Regions from separate parts of the Homo sapiens genome. Here region 1 is linked to region 2. Evidence: read pairs that join two places in POLR2A ChIA-PET (ENCODE). Cell type or tissue: CD4-positive, alpha-beta T cell. All regions are shown on one strand.

Region 1 (2,500 bases), 280 kb before region 2:
GGCATGTTCATGCTAACAGTAGCCCTATAGCTGTGGTTACTTATCTTAATTACAGCCAAGATTTATTTCAGCTTGAGTGTTTTATAAGCAGATTAGAATTTTAAAATTTTCACAGCCAGTCTTCTTGCATTATACTCTTTTTAAATTCAAGCATGTTTCATATTATAAGAAGCTAACCTTAAATTATAGCCCTTGTTTTGTTAAATATTCAGTATTCTAGGAATTTGAAATTCTCAAATGTAGTCTTTAAAACTCTGAGTTTATCTGATAAGGATTTTATTATTATTGTTATTTACATATGAATACAGGAACAAAATGTGATTTAAGTAAGTCATGGCCTAGAAAGGGATTTGTAATGTCTTGGCCCTATTTAAGAACTTTTACCCATGCCTCATGTTCTAGGATTTCTACTTGATCCAGCTTGGAAATCTGAATAACTCATGATATTGGGAAATTTCCATGGCTGCATTTTCTTCAGTTCCTTGCTTGTAGCTCACCTTTGTCTCCTGTTTTTCTTGTAGGTTTCCAGTATATGCTTTGGCCATATAAAGTAATAAAGCAAATAAGTTCCTATCGTTTAATCATATAGAAAAGCCCAGCAAGAATCCATTGTCCAAATCTTGTTTGATTAAGATTGATTGACAGTTTTATGTAATTGGATGACATTTTTAAGAGAAAATCAACAGAACATTATCACATGGTTAAAGCCTACTGCCAGAAACAATAAACTTGGCTTACCTATTTCGTTAGAGTATTATTTTGATTTATTCACTCATGTATATAATTCACTTTCACAGTTGATCCCAGACTCTGTTTTTATGAATGGCAACTCAGAGAATTTAGGTAGCTTTTCTGGGAGCAAGGTTGATGGCATTGGTGTGGGTTGGGGAAAGCCTAACAGTATTAAAAGGGAGAATGATATAGAGGTTGTTCATCCCATGTTCAGTTACCGATGTGTTTTCACCAAAACCATATAATTTAAATGTCTCCTTTTCCTGGAAAATATGAAGCATTGTACAACAGGTAATTTTAATAACAATGTAACTTAGGCTGCTTATGATTGACATCAACATCACATGTATATAATATGATTGTAAGAATTTTTAAAAATGCATCATTGGGATAATAAACTGTAACTGACATCCTTTTAAACTAAAAGCAGGTGAAAGCTTGCCAGTGTTCCACTCTCTCTGACTTACCATTCTAAGAATAAACACATACAGTGGAGTGTGCGGGGCTGCACACTGTGGTTTTATCTACTTCCTTGCTAGAGGAAAGCACTGTTATAAAAACAAGTAAAACATGCAAAGGGAAGTAATTTAATAAGTAATTTTACAATAAAAGAATGGAACTATAAACCTGCTTTTCTTGGACAGCCTTGGTGTTATCCAATTTGCCCTCTTACTGAGCCTCTCTACTGGCTGGCTGTAAAGGACATGGTGAATTAGGATCAGAAGTCGATGGCTGTGTAGTGCCTGGTTTTGAAATGTTTGGAGAACAACATAAGTAGTAGCTGATGGCAAGGCAGAGGGACGCAGGGTTGAGTGGGCACTGCAGATGCCAGGATGACCCAGTTTAAGTGGGTGTAAGCAGTGAAGTAAGCAACAAAGTTGGGCAAGCACTGAAGGTGTAGTTTGTGTAGGAGACAGATGTCAGGGCTGGGGTGGGGAAAGGGAGTATCTGTACCACAGAATTACAGCCTGGGTCAGTTAGTGCCTTGCACTGATGTTTGTGTATATTTTGTCCCCTCAGCTAGATTTTATTACTCTTTGGGGGTGGTATCCTTGTTTATAATTGTTCCCTTGAGCTGCTGGGCACAGTTATGGAACAAGGTGGGTTGTTGCATGAGGATCTCTTGGAAAGTTCTCCTGGGGCTTTCTGGCCCCTTGAGGATGGTATAAATGCTAGTAGGACCAGGCACACTCTCTGTCTTATCAGACACATGGAAAAGGGCACAGAGGAAATGATCTGTTTTAGAATCAGAGTGTGCCTTAATCCATCGAATATGCTGGTGTCATTATTTGACTTCCTGGACTGTAAACACTGCCCTTCTAGGCTCCTGGGACCTTTCTAACCTTTCCTCGTCTGATAACTTTGTCAATACTCAACATTTTCTTGCTCAATCCAGGGGCACCTGTCTAATTCTCCTAGTCCCAGCTGGCTCTCCTTGAACTTGATCTGTCATCTGATCCACAGTGTCTAGGTTTTGGATTATCCTGGCCCGCCTTTCCCTTGAGATCCCACATCAAGATAAGAAACACTGCCTTGAGCCTATAGGGGTTGAGGGGAATTTGTAGCCCTCTGGATATCCATCTTAAAATATGCCAAATAAGTATATTTTGGGGTAAAATATTTTTATTTCCTTCAAGCATTATGCCTGACAACTAAGATTTGATTGTAGTAACTTAGTGCTCTGTTGGATAGAGCACTGTCATTGTCTTAATGAGCATTATATAACTGATTTAAATTCTATTGCACAGTTTATTAAATCGTATCTGTT
Region 2 (2,500 bases):
TACCGCCTCAAAAATCCTGAAAAATTCATCATTCCTGGGTCGTTTTGCAAACTCAATCAGACAGCATTCCTAAAGCACTAAGAATAGTGCTAGATGTATAAGTGATTCTCCAATGGTATTATTCTAATTATTATCTTGGGTTAATCCCTTTCTGTCCCTGAAACTCTGATTCCTTATCTGTGAATTGCAGATAATAATTCCTATTTTGCAAGTTGTTTGAGCTAATATAGATGAAATTGAGAAGTATATTACTAATACATTGTTAGGAATTTAATACATTTTTTCACACATTTTATTTAATTGGATCCACACAAGCACTAAGTGAGAATAAACATAATTATCATCCCCATTCCCAGATGAAGATACTAAGACTCCGTAACAAACCCAAAATCACACAGTCAGGACTGAATCTATGGCCCTCAACTTTTGGCAATTTGGAAGGCAGAGCAAGTAAGAACTGCCAAGAAGACCTTAAACAGAAGGGAAGGTGCATCATATTCTCATCTTGCCTAGGCTACAGTGCATCCCGGAAGAGGTTCTTTTTAATTTAATTTGAGTAGTGTAAACTACTCTTCTGTTCTGAAACTTCCTGTATGCCTAGGGCTCTGAAGCTTTCTACTTTGAGCTAGCAGCCACTCTGCTGAGCTTTCATTTGAACTGCTCTCCCTGGAGATCCCAAATATTCTGAGAAGTATGCTCTTTTTTCCTTCAAACACTGATCCTCTTAGAACTACTCTTTCCCACGAAGTTGTCTGATCTCGGTTGCTTTCACAAACTGTTGAATTGGTGGATTTTGCTCCAAGTAATTAGACCCTCTGCTTTCCAGCCAGCCCAGATTTACTTTCTCACTTATAAACTCCTCCTTCTCTTATATCCTGGATCACTAGTCATTTCTAGCTTTAGCTTATCTGTATGAAGCTTGTTTTATTTCCTGTGAGTCAACTATCTTATGACAGAAGAATCGACACCCTCAAAGCCCTAGTTAGTCAAATGAATATTGAGATTGTCTTTTGCCTACACAGAATCACACATGATTGATGACTGAAGCGAAACTGGAGTTATCTTCTTTAAGCACTTCAAAACTGGTTCTTGCCCAAAGGATGATCTAGATGGAGACAACAAAATGAGAAGCTCATTATGCCCCTAGAACCATCTATTTTTCTCATTCTTCCCTATTCCTCTTACTTCCTAATCTGTCTTTTTATGTGTCTTCAATTTAATAATTTAATTCTACTGGTAAAATATTTGGCATTTGAGCAATAGCACATAGCCATTAAGCCCAAACAAATTTTCAGGAAAAAAAATTACTTAAATAATTTTTAACCTTAATTTAGACATCATTTCCTAAAATTCAAGCCCTTAACCAACCACCATCTGCACAATGCAATTCTCCTGAATATTTTGGTTTGGGAAAGCATGCTCAGGATTTGGTAAAACCCAGACCATGAGTCAGTGTGTTGTATGGGAAGTCATCTGGATTGAACAGCTGCCTCCCTGTCGGCTTGCTACCTCCTGCCCAAACAAATTCCCTCAGAAGACTGTCAACTCCTCAAGACAACATTCCAGGCCCCTATTTTCTTTATTCTCCCTCAAACTCCTAAATACCTGCCTGACACTATTTTTTTTATTATACTTTAAGTTTTAGGGTACATGTGCACAACGTGCAGGTTAGTTACATATGTATACATGTGCCATGCTCGTGTGCTGCACCCATTAACTCATCATTTAGCATTAGGTATATCTCCTAATGCTATCCCTCCCCCCTCACCCCACCCCACAACAGTCCCCAGAGTGTGATGTTCCCCTTCCTGTGTCCATGTGTTCTCATTGTTCAATTCCCACCTATGAGTGAGAACATGCGGTGTTCGGTTTTTTGTCCTTGTGATAGTTTGCTGAGAATGATGGTTTCCAGCTTCATCCATGTCCCTACAAAGGACATGAACTCATCATTTTTTATGGCTGCATAGTATTTCATGGTGTATATGTGCCACATTTTCTTAATCCAGTCTATCATTGTTGGACATTTGGGTTGGTTCCAAGTCTTTGCTATTGTGAATAGTGCCGTAATAAACATACGTGTGCACGTGTCTTTATAGCAGCATGATTTATAATCCTTTGGGTATATATCCAGTAATGGGATTGCTGGGTCAAATGGTATTTCTAGTTCTAGATCCCTGAGGAATCGCCACACTGACTTCCACAATGGTTGAACTAGTTTACAGTCCCACCAACAGTGTAAAAGTGTTCCTATTTCTCCACATCCTCTCCAGCACCTGTTGTTTCCTGACTTTTTAATGATCGCCATTCTAACTGGTGTGAGATGGTATCATTGTGGTTTTGATTTGCATTTCTCTGATGGCCAGTGTTGATGAGCATTTTTTCATGTGTCTTTTCTGCCTGACACCATTTTGTGCATTCACTCGGAGTCCAGCCATCTTGAGTCCACTCCCCTTAGCCATCCACCTTTGGTAACTGAAGCCCTGACTTTCCTGCCACCCTT

Evidence for each region. Peaks named below come from ENCODE experiments on the same cell type or tissue, not always from the same donor. Only the 100,000 strongest peaks of a DNase experiment are listed, where the experiment ranks them.
Region 1: POLR2A ChIA-PET joins it to region 2 with 6 read pairs; 5 of 35 experiments call an interaction of 5 or more read pairs at or near these places.

What each region holds. Positions count from the first base shown.
Region 1 is chr4:142,695,671-142,698,170 of GRCh38, reverse strand. The region is part of intron 2 of INPP4B (inositol polyphosphate-4-phosphatase type II B); the gene reads left to right. Among named protein-coding and RNA genes, the nearest start is that of INPP4B, 150 kb to the left of the region's middle. In CD4-positive, alpha-beta T cell, no CTCF peak of the experiment used is centred here; a DNase peak (open chromatin) is centred at 1,220; H3K27ac peaks cover 2,500 bases.
Region 2 is chr4:142,415,280-142,417,779 of GRCh38, reverse strand. The region is part of intron 5 of INPP4B (inositol polyphosphate-4-phosphatase type II B); the gene reads left to right. Among named protein-coding and RNA genes, the nearest start is that of INPP4B, 430 kb to the left of the region's middle. In CD4-positive, alpha-beta T cell, no CTCF peak of the experiment used is centred here; DNase peaks (open chromatin) are centred at 579 and 969; H3K4me3 peaks cover 827 bases; H3K27ac peaks cover 1,447 bases.